5 separate regions of the Mus musculus genome follow, and all the other regions are linked to region 5. A link is a loop called in an ENCODE intact Hi-C map of the cell type or tissue named here. Cell type or tissue: left cerebral cortex. All regions are shown on one strand.

Region 1 (5,000 bases), 580 kb after region 5:
TTTTTCTCCAATATTTTTAAAATCTCACAGATGGATTAGTAAGAGGAATCACTTGTACACTTCCTGCTTGGCATTGCTGATAATTGGAGAAGCTATTTCAATCCTTGAAATTTCTTTTGTAAACAAATGCATGTAAATAAATCTATAAGTTTATTCATGTCTTCGATACATCCTGGTTTGTGGCAAATAAGCAAAGTTATGTGAAAATGATTTCCTGTTAGATTAAGCATCTAGATATTGCTTAACAGATCTTGCTGATAATGAATGCTATAATTTTTTTAGAACTGTCAATAGGTTGTAGGTATAGAAACTTCCTTTGCTTACATACATAGGCTGATTAAGATTACCACCAAGTAGGCTATTTAAGCATACACAGAACATTTCCAAAATAAACAAATGCTTTCTTCAAGAAACTGTACCCATAAACTTGTGAGTGATATAATGAAGTTTAAATAAAAAGGGTTCTATATGTATATAATATATTTCATATTACTTCAGGATTGATTTAGCTTTGGCAATCAGCTTTCACTACTGTCATGTTAAATGTTATCTTGAAAGCCATATTGAGTGCATTTGCTTTAAGATCATTATCTTGACATACTCTTAACACATCTTAGCATATGGATTACGTGATTATCTGAGAACCCACTACTTTGAAGGGAGGTTTTTCTGTAGAATTAGAGAAAGAATGCACATTGCAGTTTGAACCACAGCCTAACATGCATGGCCGACTCGTCGCTGACTCTGGTTTACTTTAGATGACACCGTTATTGCTTCTAACACTCAAAGGACTTCATTTCTCTAGGAGCTGCTCTTGCAAGCAGTGAAGATGGCTTTAATAGTTCTAACACCTTACACAGTGTTTGATTTAAAATTTAATTTTCTGAAGTCTAAATGGTAGGAACATTGTGTCTCCTCAGACAGCTATTATTGATGCCCCTTACAGTAAAAAACATCTTTCCTATGAAATCAGCTGGAACATTGACACTGAACCATCAACACATGTGAGTAAATCTGATTCAAACAACCCACCTAGTTAGGATAAACAAAAATAAATTTGCTTCAATCAACCTCTTCAGCAAGTAACATATCAGCTTTTCCAACCAACGCATAAAAATTACAATCACAGTCCATACCGATCTATATATTTTCTTCCCTGGATTCAAAGTTATCATTTCTCTGTGATTCCTAGTAACATGAACCTTTCCCACAAAGTGATAGTTCATCTTTGAAAAGGGGAAAATGTCAATGTTCAAAATTATTCTAAGCTGCTTTCTCAAGACTAAAATTAGCACATAATAACATAAGCCCTTCTGGAATATACCAGTTCATAAAATAATTAATAATTAATTCAGAGTTCCCTTAAGGTGAATATCAAAGAAAGAAAACAAATCTAAATTTTTTGCCTCTGTGACTCATATGATTGATGACATTTGAATCCTTTTAAACTGTCTGTTAAGATTATTAAGCATATAAAATTATATTTTTGGTTCTATATCTGACTCTTGGGAGAAAAAGAACACATTAGAGAAAGAATCAAAACATAAGGTTTGGTTAACTTTACATTAATCGGCATGTTGACGTTAAAATTCTCAACTTTTCTGCTCTCCTTGCATACAGTTTTACTCAGTAACATTATAGTTAATGCATATTCTCTGACAAGTCCTGTAAATCACAGAGCCCCTCATTTCGGCACACACGTATAGAGTATCCTTGCCTAAAAAGCAGCAGGTTGTCCGGTTATTCTATCAATATAAGCTTGCCAACGGTCTTTTTCCTCTCATCTGGGAAAACAGGGAGGGACACTCAAATGAGAACTTTCCAGTAAATAGAAGAGAAAGCAGTCTTACCTCTGTCTTATATTATGTGGAAGGCTCCAAGCATGCTCCTCTCTGCCGCTGAGTGAGGGCTCGGGCCGTTTCAGCACCGGACAGCTCCTCGGCTTATAGAGAGCCTGGGCGCCTGACTCCGCATTCCACGCTGACGTCACCGGCTCAGCCTCAAACCCCAGCGCAGGCGAGCTTTTTCAAAGAATCCGAGAGAAAACAATCACTTTAGATATTTTTTTAAAGCGTTGCATGCTTACGCCACCTGTCTTATGTAGCAAAAACTACAGCTTCTTCCCCCTTCTTTTATCTCTGAGGCTCGAAATAAAATGTTCAGCACAAATTCCCTTAGAAAGGAAGAAATCTGTCAGATAGACATGACTAATTGCAAGGACATCTCTGCGTTTTCACGCCTTGTTTAGAAAGGTTTCTTGGGCTTGCTGCCATGTCATAAGAATTTTACAGATAATGACTATCTTTTTATTTGTGCCTATAAAGAAATACGTTCTCATTTCCTGGTGCAGCCACAATTGAACAGAACATTGCAAATATGATAGATCGTATTTCATATCATGACTCCAGGCAGAACTGTTTTAAAACTGTTTAGTTTGAGCAAAAAAGGTGAGATGCTTAATTTTTTTTTTAATGAGAATCAACTCCAATTCTTTCAGCACAGTGTTCAAAATGAGAGTTCACAGACGCTCAAGTTGTTGATACTTCTATATGAGGCCATTCAAATCTTCAGCAAAATCAGGTGTTGCAAGAGATAGCTAAGAAACTGTGCTCCAAAAAACATACTGCCTACCAGGAAGGGAGGGATTACTGCTAGAAGAGAGAGAGTGGGGGTGGAAGGGGGAGAGAGAGGGAGAGAGATTGAGAGATTTTCATATGCCTAGAGCCCTCTTGGCATCAAGAGAACATAGTACCACAGAAATACTTCTAGGTTTTGGTTGAGTAAGTTGAGGTGACTAACTTCAATGAATGAGAACCATCCAAGGAACAATGTCAGAGTTAACCCACCGCTTCTTGGATTTATAATTCATAACCATGGCTGTACTTTGCCGTGGAACTTGATTAGGTACCTTAATAATTTATACAGGTCTAAATTTTTAACTTTATTTTATTAAAGATGTGAGTCCTCTAACCCTGTATATACTGAAATATATTTCTGAGAACTGAGAGAATCTTGTTGTATGAGGTCCTCTAAAAGTCTCTGCTGACTGAACAATCACATTCCAATTTTATCTACCCACCAACTGAGTTATGATGCTTATGAGGTGCCAGATAGTTTGTGAACTACTGGGAAAAGAAAAAAATGAATATAGTTTTCTGGCTTTAAGAAGGCTTTAATCAATGGGGATGAAAGATAGATTATTTTAATATACATTGGAAAGCACTAAAGAGAAGGCTATTCAGAAGGCTTTGAAAGTTTTGTGGCATTTGCAAAACTCAAGAAGAAGGAAGAAGAAGGAAGTGTGGATACTTTGCTCCTTCTTAGAATGGGAAACAAAGTACCCATGGAAGGAGTTACAGAGACAAAGTTTGGAGCTAAGACGGAAGGAAAGACCATCCAGAGACTGCCCCACCCGGGGATCCAGCCCATATACAACCACCAAACCCAGACACTATTGCATATGCCAGAAAGATTTTGCTGACAAGACCCTGATATAGCTGTCTCTTGTGAGGCTATGCCAGTGCCTGGCAAGCACAGAAGTGGATGCTCACAGTCAGCTATTAGATGGAACACAGGGCCCCTAATGAAAGAGCTAGAGAAAGTACCCAAGGAGCTAAAGGGGTCTGCAACCCTATAGGAGGAGCAACAATATGAACTAACCAGTAACACACACAACCCCCCCCCCCAGAGCTGTGTCTCTAGTTGCATATGTAGCAGAGGATGACCTAGTCCGCCATCAATGGGAGGAGAGGCCCTTGGTCTTGGGAAGATTATATGCCCCAGTACAGGGAAATGCCAGGGCCAGGAAGTGAGAGTGGGTAGATTGGGAAGCAGGGTGGGAGGGGGGGTATAGGGGACTTTTGGGATAGCATTTGAAATGTAAATGAAGAAAATATCTAATAAAAAACAAAAAAGTAAACATGCTAAAATGAAAAAAAAAAGAAAGAAAGTTTTGTGGCTTATTAGTTGTTGACTCTATCTATATAGTAATGAGTAAGAGGAGGAGAGACCTCCAGCTAATAGACCTAAGCTGATCTTTTATTAGGTTTGTAAGACTTCCTACTCTACAAAACACTGTTGAATTGTTCAAAACTTATGAATATGAAATAAATACTAAAATAGTTTTAAAACTTATGAAAAAAATTTCACAGAAGTCCTCACTGATTTGCTCTGGGAAAGATATTTAATTTTCCTCAATGATGAGAGAGCATCACATGAGTTCACATGGACCTCACTGGAACATGCTGGGGCTACACATTCAATGTACTGGTGTATATTGATCCTTCACAATGAGTTGGTAGAACATGGTCACATACTAGGTTGAAAAGACTTGAGTATACAAGGCTTGCTTCTCAAGGAGACATTTTAGTAACATGAGCTCATTCCCTTGGATGTTGGCTTTTAAACACATATGATATTTTTGAAGTCTTAACAAAGGTGGTCTGGGTTTCACTTAATTTTTAAAATTTATTTGTTGGTTTGTTTGTTTATTACTTATTCACTTTACATTCCACTGGTTTCACTTAGTTTTCTGTTTAGCAGTTCTCTAGGATTAGATGAACTTACCAGTATCAACACAGCCTTAGAAGTGCCACATGGTTCATTATTCTTTACTGATGAGTAGATTCAGCACAGGCCTAAAGAGCACTATCCAGAAGGCCACTCTTGTCCAGGTTAATTCACTCATAGAGTGCTTAACTTGTTGGACAAAGACCAAAATCCATAGAATTTTGAAAGTTCTAAAGACAGTGCCTTACCTACCAATGCCTTTAATAATCAAAAGGACAGGTACAGAGGAGATGGTTCAGTAAAAGTACTTGCTACCCAAGCATGAGGGCCTGGGTTCCATCTGTTGCACCCATGTGAGAGCCAGGTGCAAGGCATATCCCTCTGCCCCCAGCACTGGGAAGGCAGAGACAGATGCTTGGGACTTGCTAGACAGTCAGTTTGCTAAATCATCAAGCTTCAAATTCAGTGACAAGAAATAGGAGGAGAAAGAG
Region 2 (5,000 bases), 120 kb before region 5:
CTGACAATACAACCTCAAGTCTTGTGAAGGAGTAATTGGTATTCAGCATTGTCTTAGTTTGGAGCTATTATAATTTTTGTATTATTATATAATATGTATTATATTATATCTTAGATAGGACAATTTATAAATAACAGAAAAGTACGGCTTGCTGTTCTCAAGCCTAGGGGGTCAGCTCTATCTGTCATTGCATTTGGTTCCTGCTTGAGGCCTGTTAGAGGTGGTACTTTTAACATATTTCCTGCAAGTGGAAGGGCACACACCTTACCCAAGCTTCTTTTCCTCTTTTTCTCATTTTCTTATTTGGTCCGTGAGAATTTTGTACAATGTATTTTGGTCATAATCACCCTTCCTCAAACTCCTCAAACGCCCCTCGTCTCTTCCCCACCCACCCAATTTTGTGTCTTTTTTTTTTTAAATCTTTTTTTTTTAAAAAAGATTTATGTATTTATTATATACAAGTACACTGTTGTTGTCTTGAGACACACCAGAAGAGGGCATCGGGTCCCATTACAGATGGCTGTGAGCCACCATGTGGTTGCTGAGAATTGAACTTAGTCAGTGCTCTTAACCACTGAGCCATCTTTCCAGTCCATGTCTTTTTTTTTTTTAAATCAAGTACAGTTGGTACTGTATAAACTCCTGGGAGCATGGCACTTACCAGGTGCTACACTCTTAAAGAAAACAGGCTCTTCTGTCCATGAACAGCTACCAGTTGCCAATAGCGCCTTAGCTGGGGGGGTGGGACGTCTATCTAGCTCTGCCCTTCCATGCTGAGATTTTGTCTGGATTGAGCTTGCATGGGTCTGTGTGGTTCATGATGTCACAACTGCTATGAATCCCTAAGTACGGCTATCCTGTTGTGTCCAGAGGTCAGCGGTTCCCTGTAGGTTGCTTCTTGTATAACGCTACTGATCCCATTCACGAAGGCCGAGCCCTCAGGATTTAACCGCTTCCCCAAATCTCCACCTTCTAATTCCATCACCATAAGGGAGGGGCATGGAGAAAAGGGCAAATCCAGAAGAGAGAAAATCTCCATGGACGTTCAGAGTCCACTCTCATGTTCTAAGTAGGTGGTTACGTCCTCGTCATCATTGTGATCACTGCTGTGTCACACCACCGATCATTCTGTGCCAGAGCTTATTTACAACGCAAGAACAAGCCAAGGAAACATGAGCGCGGTCCGTGACTTGGCACGCAGGCACTGTTTTCTTGTTTGAGTCCATGAAGCAAAGCTGGGAGGCAGAAGTGTTGCTTTGGAAACAGAGTGGTGAGAACATGGGGCTGTTTCTTCTAAACCTGTGCTGCACAGGCTTCTGACCCCACCATCTCCTGCTCGAGCCCCGCAGGAGCTTTGCTTGTTGTGGGCTTACTTACCCTAGCTGCACATCTCGACCCAGTAGCCAAAACTATCTTCTTACTATGAAAATGTGACCATGGTAATTTTTAACTTAAGTCACTTACATGTCTCTAGTTCTTGTATGACAATATAGAGAGCACAGGGCTCCTGAGGTACTTAATTTAATTTAATTAATTTATTAATTTAATTTATTTTTTTAAAAAATTTTTTCGAGACAGGCTTTCTCTGTGTAGCCCTGGCTGTCCTGGAACTCACTTTGCAGACCAGGCTGGCCTCGAACTCAGAAATCCACCTGCTTCTGCCTCCCAAGTGCTGGGATTAAAGGCGTGCGCCACCACGCCCGGCTCTGAGGTTTTTTTTTTTTTTTTTTTGGAGACAGGGTTTCTCTTTGTAACTCTGGCTGTCCAGGAACTAGCTTTGTAGACCAGGCTGGCCTTGAACTCATAGAGATCTGCCTACCTCTGTCTTCCAAGTGCTTGACTATTATGTCTGTTCATCTTCTAGATTTATTGTTACTGATGTGTCTGTGATTTATCCATGTGTGTGTATGCCACATGTCTGCATGTGCCCAAGGAAACCCCCAAAGGATGTCTTATCCTCTGGGTCTGGAGTTACAGGGGATTGTGAGCTGCTCTTTGAGGATACGAGAGACAAAACTCAGGACCTCTGGACGAGCAGGAAGAGCTCTAAACTGCTGAGCCATCTCTCCAGCTCTCCCTGCCCCACGCTTTTGAGTCAGGGTCTTTGTAGTTTAGGATGGCCTTGCACTTGCTGTGTAACCGAGTATGAGGGGAACTCCTGATCTCCTCCCTCCAACCTCTTACACGTTTGTCCCCCATTCTTATTTTCTTAATGCAGTGCGGGGGATTGGACCCAGGGCTTCCAGAACGCTAGGCACACCCTCCACCAACTGAGCTGTATCTCTAGCCCTCATTGCTTCACATCTTAGGATGATTTTCCTTTACTCTTTTAAGGTCTTGGTTGTTTTTGTTTTATTTATTTGTGGTTCAGGGTTTCCCAAGTAGCTCAGGCTAGCATAGAACTTGCCCTGTAGCCTGGGGGTTCTGCTTCATTCTTAAGGTCTTTTTAATTTTTTATTTTTGTCTAAAACCAAACCAAACCAACAACGACGACAACAACACTATGTATCCTTCAAGAGCCAACATAAACAGTACCACCGCCAAGAAGCCTTTATTGAGGACGCTATAAAGAATTAAAAGCGTTTTCACTGCACTCCCACAATACCTTTCTCCAATCTGTCTGAAAACCGTGAGACACCCAAATTATTATAACACCCAGAGTTGAGCAGAGATACCATCTGCACGGGCTGGCATGGAGTTGGTGCCCGGGAGTTACTGAAGGCGGGAGCACTCGCACACCGCCTAAGACAAGCTGTAAGCACAAGCACTGGCTTACTTCTTCGACAAGGAAGTGCGCTTGTTTTTCCCCTCCAGAGGACGATTTTTCCATCTACTTTGGTGAGGATGGACAGAAGGCTAAGAACAGGAAAGGAGAGATGAGCTTGGGGAAGTGAGAAGAGTAGAGCACAGAGGGGGATGAGGGACGGTGGAGGTAAAAAGAAACAGATACAAGGCATCACTCTCAGTAATAGTCCTTCAGGCTCGGAACCAGAGAGAGAAAAAAAATCCCGATGCGTTTTCAGGAACAAGCTGCGGTTCTGTCAATCACTGCATCCAAGGCAGAGAACGTGCGAGGTCTCCACGTACAAAGTTCAGAGGAAACTCAGGGCTCCCGCTCCGACCCGTCTGCATTCTGCTTATTTCCTTTTCTTTTCTCCCTCCAGCACTTCCGAACCTTCCCTTCCAGCCCAAGCATCCTCCAGGGCTCATTCAGCCTTCCATTGGTCCCAATGCAAACGCTTGATTTTCTTCCACTGAAAGCTGGGTAGCCATATGGGACAGTATTGGCTTCCTCGAGGCACCACACCACCAAGTCCATTTCTGAGGCCAAATGGGCCACAGTGCTGTTTACCTTTTTAAATGAGCGTTAGCCCAGGGATGAGAGTTAGTGCTGTGTCCTCCAACCCTTCAGGCACAATGGGTCACACTCTGGCCCAGAGAAGAAAAGGTCACGGTGGAGGCCAGAACTGACGGAGCCTGCCTGTTCCCATCAACATTTACCTCCTCAGGAAATGTGCTTCAATATTCAGCTCTAAAAGCTGATGCTGCCTCCATCCCAAGGAGATTCTGTCTGTGGAGGAGCTAAGGGCTTAGACTCACACCTCTTCTCTGGTCTGCAATATTAGCACAATGGCCTTGTTGTCAGGCAGGTAATCCCAAAGGATCAGAGATGAGAAAGAGTTCTCATCCCCCACTTTGGTGGATGTGAGAACTGGTCCCCAAGGTAATCTAAACTAGGTTTGGACAGAGGAATGAGAGAGTTAATTGGAAGTGTGGCTTGTGGGGTAAAGCATTTCTAAGATGAGGAGCTGGTGGGAAGTAACGGTTAACCAAGGGCTGCTGGGGAGATGGTGGAAGCGGTGCGCAGGGGGCACTTTCAGCCGTGTTTGGCTGTGGGTAAGCAGTGGCTCTGTCATATGCTTGCCTTCTCTCAGTTGTCACAGGCCTCTACTTCACTCTAGTGTTGACCTTAGTGAGGTTGTCCTGATTTACCTGCCTTAGAAATGGGTTGAGTTCTCGCTTACTAAGGGACGATCCAGTTTGAGTATAAAACAGTTCAAATGCATAGTTTATCACAGGGTTGGAAGTCTCTTAGTAGTGGGACATTCTGAGAAGATAACATTCTACTTTTCTCAACTAGATAGCTAAAGGTAGAAAAAAAAAAAAGAAATCATAGTTTCTTGGACATCAGTGCTTCAGAAACTAGGATTTGGTAAATGCACACATGAGCGCACACACACACACATATGCAAACATGATTCTGTACACATGCCAACACTCACACATATATATACTTCAACACACATACAAATATACAGACACACAATAACATAACACGCACCAAAACTTATACATACCAACATGGACACAGTTAGACACACACCAACACAAGTATACATATACCAACACATATACACACGTGCACATACACACACACACACACACACACACACACTCACACTCACACACACTGTAGTAGCATATACTTAAATACTTATGAGTTTATGATAACAGTGAACCTGGAGGAAAACTAGGCAGTGTTTTACTCATTCATTGGCTGTTTCAAGCATCCCAGTTTCCCCACTGGGGGCTGAAATACAGCAAGAAGTCAGAAGGTCTCTGACTCTATAGGCTATGACAAGTACAACTAAAATATAAGCAAAATGTGAAAATCTTTAGTATCCCTGCCACACATTAAAAAAAACCATTTTTAATTGATTCTTTGTGAGTTTCACATCATGCATCCCAGTCCCTCTTATCCCCCCCATGCCCTCATATCCACCACTCACCCTTGCAACCTCCCCCCACAAATAAAACACAAACAACAATAACAAAAGCATAGAAAACTCTCATTGTGAAAGCTACAGTATGTCACAGTGTGTCCCACAGTATATCCCTGTGACCACACATCTTCACTTGCAGATGTTCATTGCAATGAGTCACTGGTCTGGTTCGAGATCTCTGACTTCTGTGACACCATCAATATTGGATCCTCACAG
Region 3 (5,000 bases), 130 kb before region 5:
TTCTCCTTATGCATCCACAGAAAGGTGCTATCCATGGTGGATGAGCCTTCCCACTTCAGTCCACCTAATCAAGATAATCCCAGCACAGGCATGCTCACAGGCCTGGAAACTTGGTGGTTCCAGATCTTATCTAATTATAATTGAGATTAAGCACCACAGTAGTGCCAATTAGCAAGGCGGGGTGACTGCTCTCCAGGCATGGGGAAAACCAACATTTTCTTAATGAATGATGGTGGCTACTCCATCCTTTCTTATTGAATTTCATGGAAATTATTACTCCACGAGATGCCAAGAGACTCGCTACCCTATGCCAGCAGCCCTATCTTTTATGGCAACATCCCAGCACTAGTCCAGAGGAGCCTTCTCCACTATCAGTAGAGAAATCAAGACCAGTGGAGGACCTTGTATTGGAGGTCTTGGCTAGCTTTAGAGTCATAATCCGACAATGAAGTGTGATATTTGGAGAATGTCTCCTCTGTGGGACCTTAATGGCCCCCTGCCAGCTTATAACTGGCTTCCTCCAAAGAGTCTTAAACATGGAGACACAACCGACACATTCATACTTTCTCTCCATGGATGGAGCAATGACTGGAAATGGTTCAAGCTTTGTAAAGAAATAGAGCGGTTATAAGACAATGTATTGGGAATTTTCAGGATGTGGCCCTCAACCTTATTAATGCTGTGACCCTTTAGTATAGTTCTATGTGTTGTTGTGACCCCAACCATAAGATTATTTATTTACTTGCTACCCCATAACAGTTATGCTCTGCAATGCAAGCATAGAATGTGCAGTATCTGATGTGTGACTCTTGTGAAAAGGTCATTGGATCCCAAAAGGGTTGTGACCCCAGGTTGAGAACTTCTGTTCTAGAGTCACACACAGATAACAATGAATGTGTATTATACGGGGTATTTGTTAACTTGTCTTACCCACAGGGGTTGGGTAGTTTGTTAATGGCTGTCTGCATGCAGGAGAGGCTCAGAACCTGGTAGCTGGTCAGATACAAAGTCGAATGCTTCAGCATTCCCAATCTGGCACCAAGCTGCTGGTCTCCAATCCATATTCAAAGTCTGAACATGATCTTTGGGATGGCAGTGAAGGGTGGTGGCAGCACACCAGGAGAGCCAAACTCACCAGCAGCGGGGCAGGTGGCCCTTTGTGAAGGTACCGCCTGCTCTGGGGGTGGGGGGAGCATCTTCCCTCAGTTACTTCTTCCTGGAAAGTCACTGGCAGATCCCTCCTAAGGCACATCTCTCAGTTGACCCTAGACCCAATCAAGATCACCTATCACAGACATCTCAGAAGATAATAAACCAATGACAACCTTAGTGGACTTGTGTCAGCACTTCTTCAGGCCTGCACAGTGCTGTCATTTAAAGCCTGCTGCATGCTGTCATTTAAACTACCAGAGTCACTGAGCCCAGAGCACATTGACTGTTTAGTGGTTCTGGGAATCCTCCTGTCTCCACTTCCCAGCGTAGGGCTCAGTTTCGAACCACCACACCTAGCTTTCACATGAGCGTTGGGGACCTGGACTCAGGCCCTCAGTTATTTTTGGTAGTCACTTTAATCAACTGAGCCACATCTGCAGTCTCCTTTATGAGCTTTTGACATGATCTTTTCATAGGGAGGGTGTGAGGGCTGATATCATCGGCTCTGATCAGTGTGGGTTCTAGCATGCCTTACTAAGAAACCCATCTGTACGGGAAGCCTGCTAACTCAAATGTGGCTGTTGGTGTGGTGTGGACCGAAGCAGAACACAGAAGGCTAAAATTCTTAATCCCCCTTGCTTTATGGTATTACATGTTTCCCTGCATCTAGGATCCATCAATGAACAAAGCGACCACTTTTCTGTTCATCCTCTCATCACCCCAGGAAGTCAAGTTAAAGATTAAATCCCAAACCTGGCAATATTCTTAGTCATCACCACCAAGGGCTATAGACCATTAGGTTATATCAAGCCTTTGACAGGTCACTGATTTCTTAATTAGCAGCTTGTGACTCATTGCTGGAAGAGCAGGAAGCTGCTTCTGACCCTCTGCTGTCCTAATTGCCAATTGAGCTGCTCTCATGGGCTCCCTCTGCGTATTTTGAAAACCTAATACTGCCACTAGCAATTTCACGATCGTGCAGGCAACTTCTAAACATCTTTAAAGATGTCACCTCCCTGTGTTATTTCATCTAATGAGACCCGAGGGCAAGGCAACCCTGTCTTCCTCCTTCAGAACTCTGTCTGGATCCTTCGATGTCTGCTTTATTGCCACGGGGGCTGTGTTCATCTAGTCTCTGTTTCTCTGAAATGTCTTCTTGAATTTTAAGCAATTTATTTTTACCTCACTCACAGACAGAGCGCCTGAGACTCCAGACGATGCATTTTGGGACAAGTGGACTGGTATCAAAGTCCTTCCTCACAGAGGGAGCTGATCTCAATGTGAACCCCAGGACACACGTGCTGTATTCTGTCCTTCAAGAGCATCAAGTGTGTGAAGTTGCTGGGAAGAAGCAGGTGTAGACAGTTTGAAAAAGATCAACCTGAGACGACCAAGTTTCTGTGCTTAGGACATTTATAATCAAAATGGAGGGAAAGAAGTATACAAACACATTCAAAGTATGAGAATAGTCACCTGTAGGCGTTTACTCTCATAGGGAGTGTTGTCAGATCAACAGGATCCAGTTTCACCTGGTTGGATTAATCGGGGTGGGAAGAATTGTCTTTACTGTGGGCAGGCCCATCCCTCGGGCAGTGGGTTCTGGAGTACAGAACTCTGAGAAAACTGCGCACTGACATTCATTCCTCTCCCTATGTAGCCAGACTAGATTCAACGTGACCGCCTGCTTCAAGTTCCTGCTGTCTCCTCTGCCTTGCTACTGAGGGTGGCAGCTTGAAGCAAGCCCTTCCTTCCTTAGGTCGCTTGAGACCTTGTACTTTGCTAATTGTCCATTGAGCTGCTCTCATGGGCTCGCTAGAAAACCTAGTAGTGGGTATTCTGTTATAGCAATAGGAAAAGGAAATAACCCTTTCACCAAATTTCTATACAAACTAACGCGTGCGTGTGCGCACACACACAACACACACACACACACATTTTCATATATGTCATTTCTACTTATGAGTGTGCATCACCCTCTCCATCTTTCCTTGCCACTCCCTCGGCCCCACACACCTTCCTATATCCATTACCTCCTCGTCTCTGGATCCTTTGCTCCTTTCCTGTCACTTAGCTTGCCATCCTTAAATGTTAAGGCCACCCGACCCATCTCTGCTTCTCTCTTGGAATTCACTTGTTCCTTTGGACTTAACTACTGTATGACTACTTTTGCATTAAAGTACCTATCCCTGAACTCTACATGTGACCACTTTAACTTAGGTGCATATTTTACATAGTTGTCATGTGACTCTTACCGAAGACTCCCAGCATGACCCTCTGGGCCGAGATCCTTCAGGAAATCCTTTCCTTCTGACCTCCTTCACAATTGCTTTCTTTCCAGTCTCCATGTAAATGAAATCATGCAGGGTGTGCTCTGCGATGCTTAATTTCTTTCATTGCATCGTATATCTGTGAGATTCACCCAAGTTAGGTATATCAGTCACTTGCTTCTTTAAGGAAAAGATTTATTTTTATTTATATGTATGGGTGTTTGCTTATATGTATGTATGTATATGTGTATGTATATATATACCATATGTGTGCTTGATGTCCAAGGAGGCCAGAAGAGGGTGCTGGATCCCCTAGAACTGGAGTTATACATGATATTTATGTCATATGGATGCTGGGAAACACACCAGCATTTTGTACCTAATTGCCACGTGACGCATAAGGAGACGAGGTACTGGGTGATGAAGCACTTAAGCACTTAAAGTGAAGTCTCTTTGCAGCTGAGGGAAAGCAGCACTGGAAGCTGGGTCTCCTGATCCCAGGAGCTTGGGGTCTCTGCTATCAGGCCCTGTATGGATAATCTTCCCCGCCCCGCCCTTCTCCTTCCCAGACAGGTCTTTATAGTTCAGCTTTCTCTCTTAGACATGACGCCTCCCCTTAACTGCTGAAGACTGTAGTACTCAAACTGGAACTGTGACAAATGTCGCAGAGCAGAAATTAGAATGTAAAAGCAAAGCCTTACTGTAAACACAAGGGTGAGATTGCGTTTCAGAGAGTCTATGTGCGAAGGATTGGAAAGGGCTGCTCCTTCACAGGCTGTCAGAAGGCAGTTCAAGAATGGAGTCTTGTGAGGAAAAGTCTGTGTGCGTGTGAGAAAACGTCAAGAAAACAAGAGTCTTGTAACCTCAGCTTCTTAAAAACATGGAACATGTTCTTGTGCCCCTCCCACGTGTAGCAGATAGGAGTGAATTTACTCCAGATTATTCTTTACCCCTGGATATTGTTTTTTTTTGTCCATATGCCTCTATGGAGAAACATGTTTTTGCCATGTGCAGCTTGTTCTTGTGACTGCACACTTCATTGGTGTGATTCTTCTTAACTCTGAGGGTATAAATTGTCTGATGCTCTGAATAAAGTCAGCTATCGCATGGGGCTTCAGTCCACGTCATTTATCAACTCCACTCTTCCACGTCTAATCGCCTCTAGAGTGGTAAACAACAGGCGGCTTAACCTGTAACTTCTAAGAGCCTTTTCTATACCTGGTTCATGCATTCAAAGGAACAACATTTGACCCATATCTCTGCCACTGCCTCCCTCCCGGCTTCTGGCAACCACCAGCCTTTAAAAGATTCCATTTACAAGTGTGATCCTGCAATCCTTGTCTTTCTTTTTCCAAATTCTTTTGCTTAGCAAAATGCCCTCCAGGTTTATCCCCATTCTCCCAGGAGGCAAGATTTTCTTCCTTTTCATGGCTGAATAATATTCACTGCATGTGTGTGCATGCACCTGTGTATCCCCCATTTTTTTGTACATGTATCACTGATGCCTCAATCAATTCTATACTTCTGCTATAGTGAATAAGTCTACAAAGAACAGGAGACTGTGGCTATTTCTCTGAGGTA
Region 4 (5,000 bases), 620 kb after region 5:
TCCCATGGGATGAGTCTCAAGTTGGGCCAGTCATTAGTTGGCCAATCTCTGCTTTGTCTTTAAACCTGCACTTCTTGTAGGCAGGACAAATTTTGGGTCAAAGGTTTTGTGGGCACTTTCCCTCCATTGGAATTCCCACTTGGCTTCATGAGGTGATCACTTCAGTTTCCATATCCCCAGCTGCTAGGAGTCTCAGCTAGGGTCTCTGCAATAGACTCCCAGGAGCCTCCCCTGTCCCAAGTCTCCGCCTTGTCTCAGAGATGCCCCTCACTGATTTCTCTCCCAGCCCTCTCCTACCTCCCCTTTTTCTCCACACCTAATCCCCTCCTCACCACCTCTCCCACCCAGTTCTCTCCCTCCATCTACTTCTGATGTCAATTTTATTTCCTCTTCTGAGTGAGATTCAAGCATCCTCCCTTAGACCTTCCTTGTTACTTAGGTTTTTTTTTTTGGGGGGGGGGAGGTCTGTGGATTGTAGCATGTTATCCTACACTTTACAGTTGGTGTCCACTTGTAAGTGAGTACATGCCATGCATGTCTTTCTGGGTCTGGGTTACCTCACTTGGCATGATAATATCTAATTCCATCCATTTGCCTGCAAATTTCATGATGTCTTTGTTTTTAATGGTTGAATAGTATTCCATTGTGAAAATGAACCACATTTTCTTTATTCATTCTTCAGTTGAGGAAATCTGGATTGTCTTCAGTTTCTGGCTATTATAAAGTTGCTATGAACATAGGTGAGCAAGTGTCCTCACCTATGGTCCATACCTCATGGAATGGTGGGGCATCTTTTGGGTATATGCCCACCAGTGGTATAGAATTATTTCCATGTTTCTGAAAACCTCCAAATTGATTTCCAAAGTGATAATACAAGTGTGCACTCCCACCAGCAATGGAGGAGTGTTAAATGTTAAAGGAGCAAATTATAAACTCTGCCTGATACCATTGAAGTCAAAGCCATAACTGAAACTTGCACTGTCCCTGTTCTTCAACAACTCCATCAAGCTGGGTAGTCTACCTGATGGAGTAATACAAATGAACAACATGTCAGATTTTGGGTAAGCACTGTATTCACTCATGAAATTTTACTTTCTTCTCCAACATTGTCTCACTAGTACTCTCATCCTCTCATCATCTCTCTCTTTTTTTATTTTTTTCTTGTCCTCTGTAAAGACTAACAACTACAGTTGGAAAGTCCTGAAGGAGCTCAACACTCATTGAGCCATATTAAACAAGTGGTCCTTCATCACTTCTGTCTTGAAACATTTATCCTTTTAAACCTCCTGCCACTTTAGACCTCTGTACAGCCCTGAGATGGCAGACGTTATTCCTTCCAGTTTGGTTTGCACTTCCCTTATATTAAACTTTGATAACACTATAGTAAAAATCAGTACCCTTATTCGGCTTTGGATCTGAGAATGTTGCTCTAGTTGCTGTTTTCCAATGGAGGCTGTTTCAGTCTTGTGGCATCTACACCCAGCTTTGGACCACAGGGATCTTCACAACTATAGCAGATTTGTTAGCTATGTTGTGTGTGTGGAGGTCATGTAAAATAATAAGCCAAACTGAAAAAAGCAAGCCACCTTTTGTTTGCTCACCAGGGTAACAGAAGCGAGTTTCTAAACAGAAAAGGTTGATTTTGACACAGTTCATTTACTTCTTAATTTCTTAAAGCAGGGATGAAGTTCCAGGTAAGGATCAGGTGACATGCATCATAGTTTAAGGTGCAGAGCTTTGGGAAAGGATCTGAGAAAAATTCCTAGCATATAGACCTGGGGACTAGAAGATGGGTGGGGGTAGTCAAAGAGTGAGAAAGCATTGAGTCAGAGTGAAGGAAAAGATCTTCAATACCCTATGCTTTTTTGGATGCTTTCAATGGAAACCTAGCTAGGCAGTGGGAGGAAGAGAAGAACCTGGTCTTTAAATACAACTTCCTCCAAAGAACACTGTGTACCAAGACTGATGCAAGGAGGCCAGCTTCTTCTTACTGTCATGTGGCCTATGTATTTGCCACATGACTCTGAGCTTTTTGTCACACAGAGGATTTTAACCCGGTGTTAGACTCCTCAGAGAGTGTTACCGTGACACATTTGCAACTGTACTCCAGAACAGTCCCATTCCGGCTCCTGCAAGAGCCCAATGGTGGGTCATATGGTTCCGCCTACCTCCCAAGAGGGATGAGAAAAAAGACTCCTATGTGTTAAGAAAGAGGTGGTGGATGAGAAATGCTGTTGCATGTTAGGAATGTGTGCCACATGCTCAGTAAGCAGGCTTGGTGCGTCCAGCCAAGATTCGGGTATGGCTATTCTAATCTCTCACTTTACAATTGGACAAGGAAGTCAGTACCATGAGCCTGCAAGCCTGGCTTCAACACTACAGAGGTTCTGTGGGATTCTTTAAAAATAATTTTATGATTAAAACTTTGTATCTTACCTTTTCCTGCCCATTTTTCCTTTGGAGTGTGCCCTCAATTAGATAGAACCTACCAGAAAGGGAAGGAAGTAGCTAGCTTTCACCAAAACATTACAAAAAAAAAAAAAATAGAGCCAGCTATTTCTGGAGGCAGAAAGTTGTCCACCGGTTCCAGGAAAGGCTGTGCATTTCTAGTGCAGGGTTCGAAGATCTCCTAAGTAACTACTCAGAATTCAGAAAAGAAACTGCACCTCCTTTCCAGCAAACTGGCACCTCTGCTGCTCATCCCGCCCTTGTTAGGCCACTTGCAAGAGACATATTGACACTGAATTCATCCAAGCAACCTGCAGATGCATCGTGCCTTTCATACATCCCCACAGGATGCTCTGGAGAAAACAATACTTCTTTGACTTTAATTGGATCTGAAGGAGATAACCAGAAGGCATTAATGTGAAGGGGTGAGTAGGTCTGGAAATCTCTTTGCTCAGAGACACACCTGTATAAGTCAATCAAATGGAAATGGTTTTGTACAATTACAATCCTCTAGGGCAACCGCATTATTTGCTTTTTGTTGTTTGTTGACTTGCTTGTTTGTTTTGGAGACAGAGTATCACTACGTCACCTTGGCTAGCTTGTGATTGTTTCTTATTGAGCCATATTTTCATGGCTTATCTTTCCCTAAATTCTGCTTTTGCTTCAATTTTTTTTTTTTTGATAGCAAGTGCTAGCCACATCTCCCCCACAGAGAATGTTGCTTTCCACAAGTAAAACGATTACGGTGGTAATGGGATTCATGGACAGACATGCAGATGCGGATGTGTAATATGTGTAGAAAAAAAAATCCCCACAAGCAACTTATTAAGGTCTTTCTGTCTTAGATGATGAAATGCCAAGCAATTTCCCATGGAATTAAACCGGTTCCTTAAGGAGTAACTTCTGTCTCATTCTGCTGAGAACCCAGGGATGCTTATGGCTTAGAAAAGTTTTGCTGTAATTTCTCTGCTTGGAATTTTGCACTGTGCGAGTGGATATACCAGTCTGGGAGGCAGAATCAAAGCAACAGTTTCTTTTTTTTTTTTTTTTTTAAGTGAACATCTTATAAAGAAAGCAAGTTTACATAGCTCACAGGTTTGGAGCCTCCAAGATTTGGTAATCCCATTGGTCAAGCATTTGGTGGAAACCTCATGACAGATGATGTCACAGTAGAGTGCTGTAAGAAGGGAGGAAGAGACCCAAGAGCCATTATATTACAACAACATCCTCTCAAGAGGAAGCTCACTCTATGGAACCCCTTTGACGTTGATGGTCTTGCCACCTTCAGTAGGCAGCACCTCTTCCTGGTTTTCAGTGTAACAATCGAACACAGGACCCTACTCTCATAAGCGAGCACTCTACCACTGAGCTACATGCCAACCATAGGTTCTATCTCTTAAAGGATCACAGCACCAACTGGTTGCAACACCTGTTTCAGGGATACACTCGGGCGACAGACAACCCGAGGTATTCTCATGAAGGAAGAACTGAAAGCCACAGCTTCTTTTCATAGAAGTCTGTTTCTCTCAGAGATGGATATTACATTTCCTCATCCTTCTCTAAACCACTGGGTAAAGATTTTCTGTCCTCTTTTTCTCAGAGGACTGTGTCACAGATCTACCCATAAGGCTTTTCTTCTGCTTCCCAGTGAGCAGCACACACTTAATCTTACTTCCCAGGACTTAGCACCACTCATCAATGACTTACGATGTCCCTGGGAAATCAGTTTCTTGTCCGTATTTTCCCTCTGAGTCTGAATTCTCTTAAATTCTGATAGTAGTTCCTTTTCTTTCAAGCCCAAATAAGAATTAGAATTGAACCATAGTATAACAATTTGTTGTGAGAATATTTTGTACATTTAGTCAGTCTTCCTGGCTACTGAAATTTCATCTGCAATTGATATTCATGCCATGGGCTGGATGTTTGTCCAAAAGATGCCTCAAAATTCATAGGTAGAAACTCCACTTTCAATATGGTTGTATTTGGAAGTAGGGCTAATTAGGGTTTGAAATGTTCTCTGAAGGTTTTTGTATTTGAATACTTGGTCCCCAGCTGGTGACATTGTTTTAGAAAACTATAAAGCACAGAGACAGATACATGTCACTAGGGCCAGACCTTCAACATCCATGTTTACTCTTGGTCCTCACCTGAGGGGTCTTCTCTACAATTTGCTAAGATTCACCACACACTCCAGCCAGTGGTGGGGCTGCTCCCATCACCATGCCTTCTGCACCATGATGGATTGAGTCCTGGGAAATTAGGAGTCAAAATAAACTTTAAAGTGCTTTAGTTGGTGGTTTTGTCAAGATGAGAAAAAAAGTAATTAATACAGGGCCCTAAAGAAGAAATAAAGTGACTCGAGCCCCGGGCTACCTTGCCAGCGGAGTCGCCTGAAACCCGCAAGGGCCCACACAGGATTCCCCACGGGATCCTAAGACCTCTGGTGAGTGGAACACAGCGCCGGCCCCAATCCAATCGCGCGGAACCTGACACTGCGGTACATAGGGAAGCAGACTACCCGGGCCTGACCTGGGGCAGAAGCCCCTTCCGCT
Region 5 (5,000 bases):
AGCTTAGCAACTTTTATAAGTCTACTAACAAGTGATCACACTTAGCCCTCTTCCCTTGATTAACCCAGGCTTAATGAGGCAAAAGCTTCCTAAAGTTTCATCCTGATTCTGGCCCAGTAGAGAGAGAGAGAAAGAGAGAGAGAGAGAGAGAGAGAGAGAGAGAGAGAGAGAGAGAGCAAGCTGTCCTTTAGTTATTGGTGTCTGGGTAGGGCTGTCTTTTGGGTATTTGGAAACACATATGCTTAGCTTCCTCCCCCGTACCCTAACTTTTTCCCCTTTGGTTTCATATTTTGAGAGAGGGTTTCCTTATGTAAATTGGACTTAGCATTGTTATCCTCCAGTTTACAGCATTAGCCTCCTAATGGCTGGGATTACAAGTGTATACCATCACATCTAATATTTAAGTCTTTAAAATTAGGCTTTCGTTGGTTTGTTTTTCAAGTTGTGGAAGTTAAGGAATGCAGTGAAGGCGAAGTGATGTGAGTGGGTTGCTGAGGGGGCCTTTGCTTGCATTTACACTTGGGATGAGGGAGAACATGAAGGAGATGATTTTGAGACCCCTAAGAGCTGGTGAAAAGCCCTAAGTATGTGAGGAATCTGGATGTGTTGCCTCTTTGTGGGGCCAAAGGCTCAGATAGGCAAAGGGCAGGAAGGAGAAAGTCTTCCTTTTGGCCTCTGAATGAAGCCAGGACCTCAAATCCTGCTTTACCAGTGATGAAACTGATGCTAAGATCGTGATCTTATCCTGGTGCTCCTTGGCAGGTAGTTAAGAACCTGTGGGGCTGAGAAATATGCTAAGATGGGCCCTTAAACTCTGCACCACTAAATGTAGGTTATGGCTAGACCCATTGCTTCAGTCATGGTCTCCAACCTTCTTAGCCACATGGGAACATATTAGTGCACAGTGGGTGATATGCTCCCCTTTCTGACCCTGAGGTAGCAGAGGTGGCTGCTGCATTGTAGCAAGAAAAACTCCCTCAGTTCAGTACTGTACATTCCTCTTAGACTTTCTGAAACGCTGGGCTCAAGCCCAGAAGTCCTGGGGGAACTCACTTGGCCACTATGTCCCAAATATCTCTTCCAAACATGTGGCAGTCAAGGAGACTATTCCTTTTATGACCTCAAGTCATCTTAGAGTAAAACCAGCCCAGGCTGTAATAGAGGAGGCTGTGGACACAGCAAATAAATCACCAGTGCAGCTGACTGGTTCTACTGGTGAGCCCTGGCTCTATGTCCAACCTAGAGGAGAGAACAGAACATCTAAGCACTGGGCCATTCCTCAGGTGACAACAAAGCCCAGGACTCTCATGCCTTCCTGGTCTTTAATCTGCTTGGTGTGTGTGTGTGTGTGTGTGTGTGTGTGTGTGTGTGTGTGTGTGTGTTAATCTTACAATTAACAATAGGTTATTGATTCAATCTCAGTCAGCTATGTCTGCTATAACAGATACCAAGGGCTGGGTGAAACAAACTGAAGCTTCAGTTCTGAGGGCCAGTCATCTGAGATCGTGGAGGAACACGAGTGACCATCTCGTCATCAAGAACACTGACCCTAGGATAAGGGTCTCCCCTTCACATCCAAATAACTCCCAAAGATGCTCCCTCCAATATTACCCCACTGGTGGGATTAGCACCTTGGTATATACATTTTCAGGACAGGGACCAAGCATGCAGCCATAAGAGATAATGCTTCACTATTAGGAGTTAGCGGGAGAAGGGGTTTCCATGGCATAAGCTCAAGCTTCTGCCTACAGCTTATGTTCTGGTTGGTTAGGTGATCCTATTACAGTAGAAGAGTTTCAGTGGTCATTTCCCTTGAGGACCCTGGCCTGACATCCACTGAGGATGGCCTTGGTCTGGCTATGGCTGTTGATTGTCATGTTACAGTCATGATGCCTGGGTGTCGTCTCTTTGGGCTGGGAGAGACTCACTCTCTCCTGGCACCCACAGCTTAGTATCTCCAGGCCAGAAAAGCAGGGCAGAGTTCATGATGGAGTGGTAAGAACTGAGGCAGAGCTCAGGGGATCTTCTTCTAGTCTGGGCTGTCACTAGCTGAAGGACTTCAGCAAGGTCACTCTTCAGCTGCTTCTCAGTTGCCCCTGTGATGAACAATCAGAGCTGGTGCAGCTCTTGTTCCTTTAATCTATTACCATCTCCCTGTAGTGTTTATGAGGTCTCTAGCTTATAGAAGAAAAGGGACAAAAGTTATTTGGCAGTTATTGTATGGTAGGTACTCAGATAGGCTCTTGATGTCGCTGTCACATTTAATTTGTGGAAGATGTCATTCTGGTTTCACAGCTGCATTACCTGAGCCTCCGGGAAGTTAAACCTGTGTTACATCATGGAGCTGTATGTTAGTGAAAAGATTGCCTGTGAAGAGTATCAGGAAGTTCTATTTATGTTGGCCTAAAGAGCATGGTGGGCTGTGAAAAGGGAGAAAGGGGTACAAGGACTTTCTACCTCTCTGGGGCCTTTTGTTCTCTGCTGGTTTGATTGCTAGGTTGTACGTGACAATATGGTTATAGCAGCTCCAGCCCCCACATCACTTCAAGTGACAGAACACCAAGGAGATTCCTCAGATGTGGGACTTCCAGTGTTAAAGCCAGGAAACTCCCAGGCAAACTGTTAACTGGGTCCCCAGCATTGGCTCAGCTTCAAGTCCAGCAGGAAGCAGGATGCTTCCTTGAATAACTCTTGCAAAATGTTCTGACTGGCTTAGAGTTGGCTGTCTTAGAGCAGGTTCGGACATGGAATCAGTTTCTGTGGAAAAGGAGATGCAGGAATGAAGGCTGGCTTAGGCTTAGAGATAGCTTTGCCTGGCCATATGCATAGGACCCTTTTGTCAACATGTGAAACACGATACATATTGACAAAACCAAAACCAACTCGATAAACAAAATACAAAATACTGTGATGAGGAAGGGGTGAGAGAGAGGCTGTGTGGCTGAATAAGGATGCCACACGTTGCTGGAAAGTGGTAGAGGCAACTTCCTGACCCTTGGCTCCTTACTGGGAACCTTGACGAGGTAGATAATTCCAAGAGATGTTATGGTCACTTGCCAGGTGGGGTCAGGAAAGAACACCCAGTGTGGTTAAAGATCAGTCATTCTGACGCAAGAACTTGGGGGAGTTCTTGGCTCTGCGGCCTTTGAATAGAGGACAGATCTGTTTCTTGGCTTCCATGGCCTGGCAGGATTTATGGAGGCTTGAGGACGGGGTGCCTGTGGCATGTGTGGCTGATTCACTAAGTACACCGACTACTACAGAAGTGAGTATAAGCTTTCAGTAGCAGAGAAGCCTGCAGTGGGTAGCAAGGCAGAGCTAAGCCCACTCCTCAAGGAAATAGGGCCTTTGTGCACAGAGAAGGACATTTATCTAGGAAATCTCTCCTGAAGATTTAAAATGCTGCCGTGTGTGCAGTACCAGCTTGGAAATTGCTGGCTGCTAATACTGCCTTTTATTAAACCTTCCAGCAACATTCACTGGAAAGCTACTAGGCTAAAGGAAAGATTATTTTTGGCTCCCCTACTTCCTGTTTTAGGAGAAAATGATATTCCAGAAAGACTTAACCAAGACTGAGAAACTGCTCACATAATCAAAGTGAAGATAGAAGAGAAATTTCACACTGAAAGTTTTATTCCAAAGTGAGACAAAAAAGTGTGAAAGTCGTTATGAGGGTGGCAATAGAAACATACTGTAATCAAGAAAAAATATGCTTTATTTAAAAAGACCTAATGTTCAAGGTACTGTATGTTGGAGAGGATCAGTGTTGAGTTTATCGTCCCCCATATGGGACATTTAGAAGTGTTACTCCTAGGCATGACTCAATATATGCTTACCCCAAGATTTCCTTGTATCAAACCCCCTAGAAACCCAAATGAAGTTCTATAGAAATTCACTGCGGTCTGTTTTTCTTTCTCTGCCTTCTCTATTCTTCTTGTCACGGTGCCTTGGTTTCTTCTTCCATTATCGTCCTTACTGTTTCCTTTTTCCAATTTACCCAGAATCCGAGGGACTGAAGTCCAGGATTACCACGGGAGCAAAGCCTGACCACTGTCAACACAGACAACTTTAGCATAAGCACCTTAATTGAGTTTTTAGTTTGTGACTGAAATAGAATGGGTTTCTGGTGAGTTGATCAGAGGCAGAAGACAACACAGGCAGAAAAAAAAAAGAAGAAAAAAAATCCTGAAGAGGGGAACAGAATAAAGAACATGCTGTTTGTTTCAAAACTGCCCTTTTAGGGTTAAAACAGAGGGGACTTCCTTACTGTCTTGATTGGAATCTTCTAATTTCCTGGAAAATGGACCTATATCAAAACTAAGTTGGACTCTGTAACCCATTATAAAGTGATTCCATTCTCGTTTGATCTGGTCTGCTGGGGTCCATGAGTCTTTCCCATACTTCAGCACTATTAAGAGTCCCTGTGATGGCCCTGCAGATCATCATATGATGACCATATGGTCATATGACCAAACTCAGGCTAGCGGAAACCATTCTGAGCCTTTCACCTAGATACTGGGGAAATGTACCTGGATTCTGCTCAGAATGTGCAACTGCGGAGGCTGAAGGGCATCTTTATTTACATAAATCTTAACACGGCAGATGGTGTGTAGAGCTTGCACGTACCAGTGTTGTTAAAACCAGGACTTGGCAGTGGCTGAAGTGGGTTGATATTATTATGAGCCAGTAACTCCCCATATTGTTTAAGCCTCGTCAATGGGGTTTGGGTTGCTTACAAAGAAAATCTAACCCAAACCACGATGACACACTCTCTAACCATGTCACTTATTTTGAGTTCAGTGGTCCAAAAGCTTAACTATCTGGAATTTTGGTGAAAACTATGAACTGAGTGTAAGAAGACTTTGGCTAATTGAAAACAATACCATGTCATGTAAGCTGGAGACTCTGAGAGTGACACAAGCAGATCATTGACAGATGGGCTTTGACGTACAATAGAGTCACTCTCTAAACAACTTTACATAAGTTAAAGTTACTATGTA

The links. A loop is a pair of places that touch in the nucleus more often than their neighbours do. Peaks named below come from ENCODE experiments on the same cell type or tissue, not always from the same donor. Only the 100,000 strongest peaks of a DNase experiment are listed, where the experiment ranks them.
Region 1: it touches region 5 in a loop (3.0-fold over the local background); 3 of 42 quality-filtered maps call a loop at or near these places.
Region 2: a loop joins it to region 5, with 7 times the contacts of the local background. A loop is called at or near these places in 5 of 42 quality-filtered maps.
Region 3: a loop joins it to region 5, with 2.2 times the contacts of the local background. A loop is called at or near these places in 6 of 42 quality-filtered maps.
Region 4: it touches region 5 in a loop (12-fold over the local background); 2 of 42 quality-filtered maps call a loop at or near these places.

Annotation. Positions count from the first base shown.
Region 1 is chr1:79,438,106-79,443,105 of GRCm38, forward strand. It overlaps Scg2 (secretogranin II), which reads right to left and starts at 1,921. Exons shown (of 2, transcript NM_009129.3): 1 at 1,851-1,921. In left cerebral cortex, a CTCF peak has its summit at 2,096; DNase peaks (open chromatin) are centred at 766 and 1,989; H3K4me3 peaks cover 2,340 bases; H3K27ac peaks cover 2,055 bases.
Region 2 is chr1:78,739,704-78,744,703 of GRCm38, forward strand. The region is part of intron 3 of Gm38631 (a long non-coding RNA gene); the gene reads left to right. Gm33693 (a long non-coding RNA gene) reads right to left here and starts at 1,077. Exons shown (of 5, transcript XR_865566.2): 1 at 662-1,077. In left cerebral cortex, no CTCF peak of the experiment used is centred here; DNase peaks (open chromatin) are centred at 1,170 and 2,707; H3K27ac peaks cover 340 bases.
Region 3 is chr1:78,728,337-78,733,336 of GRCm38, forward strand. All of the region lies in intron 2 of Gm38631 (a long non-coding RNA gene), which reads left to right. Gm33693 (a long non-coding RNA gene) reads right to left here. Exons shown (of 5, transcript XR_865566.2): 2 at 3,405-3,558; 3 at 2,335-2,493. Among named protein-coding and RNA genes, the nearest start is that of Gm33693, 9.9 kb to the right of the region's middle. In left cerebral cortex, no CTCF peak of the experiment used is centred here; a DNase peak (open chromatin) is centred at 2,298.
Region 4 is chr1:79,483,563-79,488,562 of GRCm38, forward strand. No RefSeq gene overlaps it. Among named protein-coding and RNA genes, the nearest start is that of Gm24160, 28 kb to the right of the region's middle. In left cerebral cortex, no CTCF peak of the experiment used is centred here; DNase peaks (open chromatin) are centred at 2,175 and 2,694.
Region 5 is chr1:78,861,409-78,866,408 of GRCm38, forward strand. The region is part of intron 3 of Gm29536 (predicted gene 29536); the gene reads right to left. Among named protein-coding and RNA genes, the nearest start is that of Kcne4, 47 kb to the left of the region's middle. In left cerebral cortex, no CTCF peak of the experiment used is centred here; DNase peaks (open chromatin) are centred at 2,610, 3,607 and 4,647.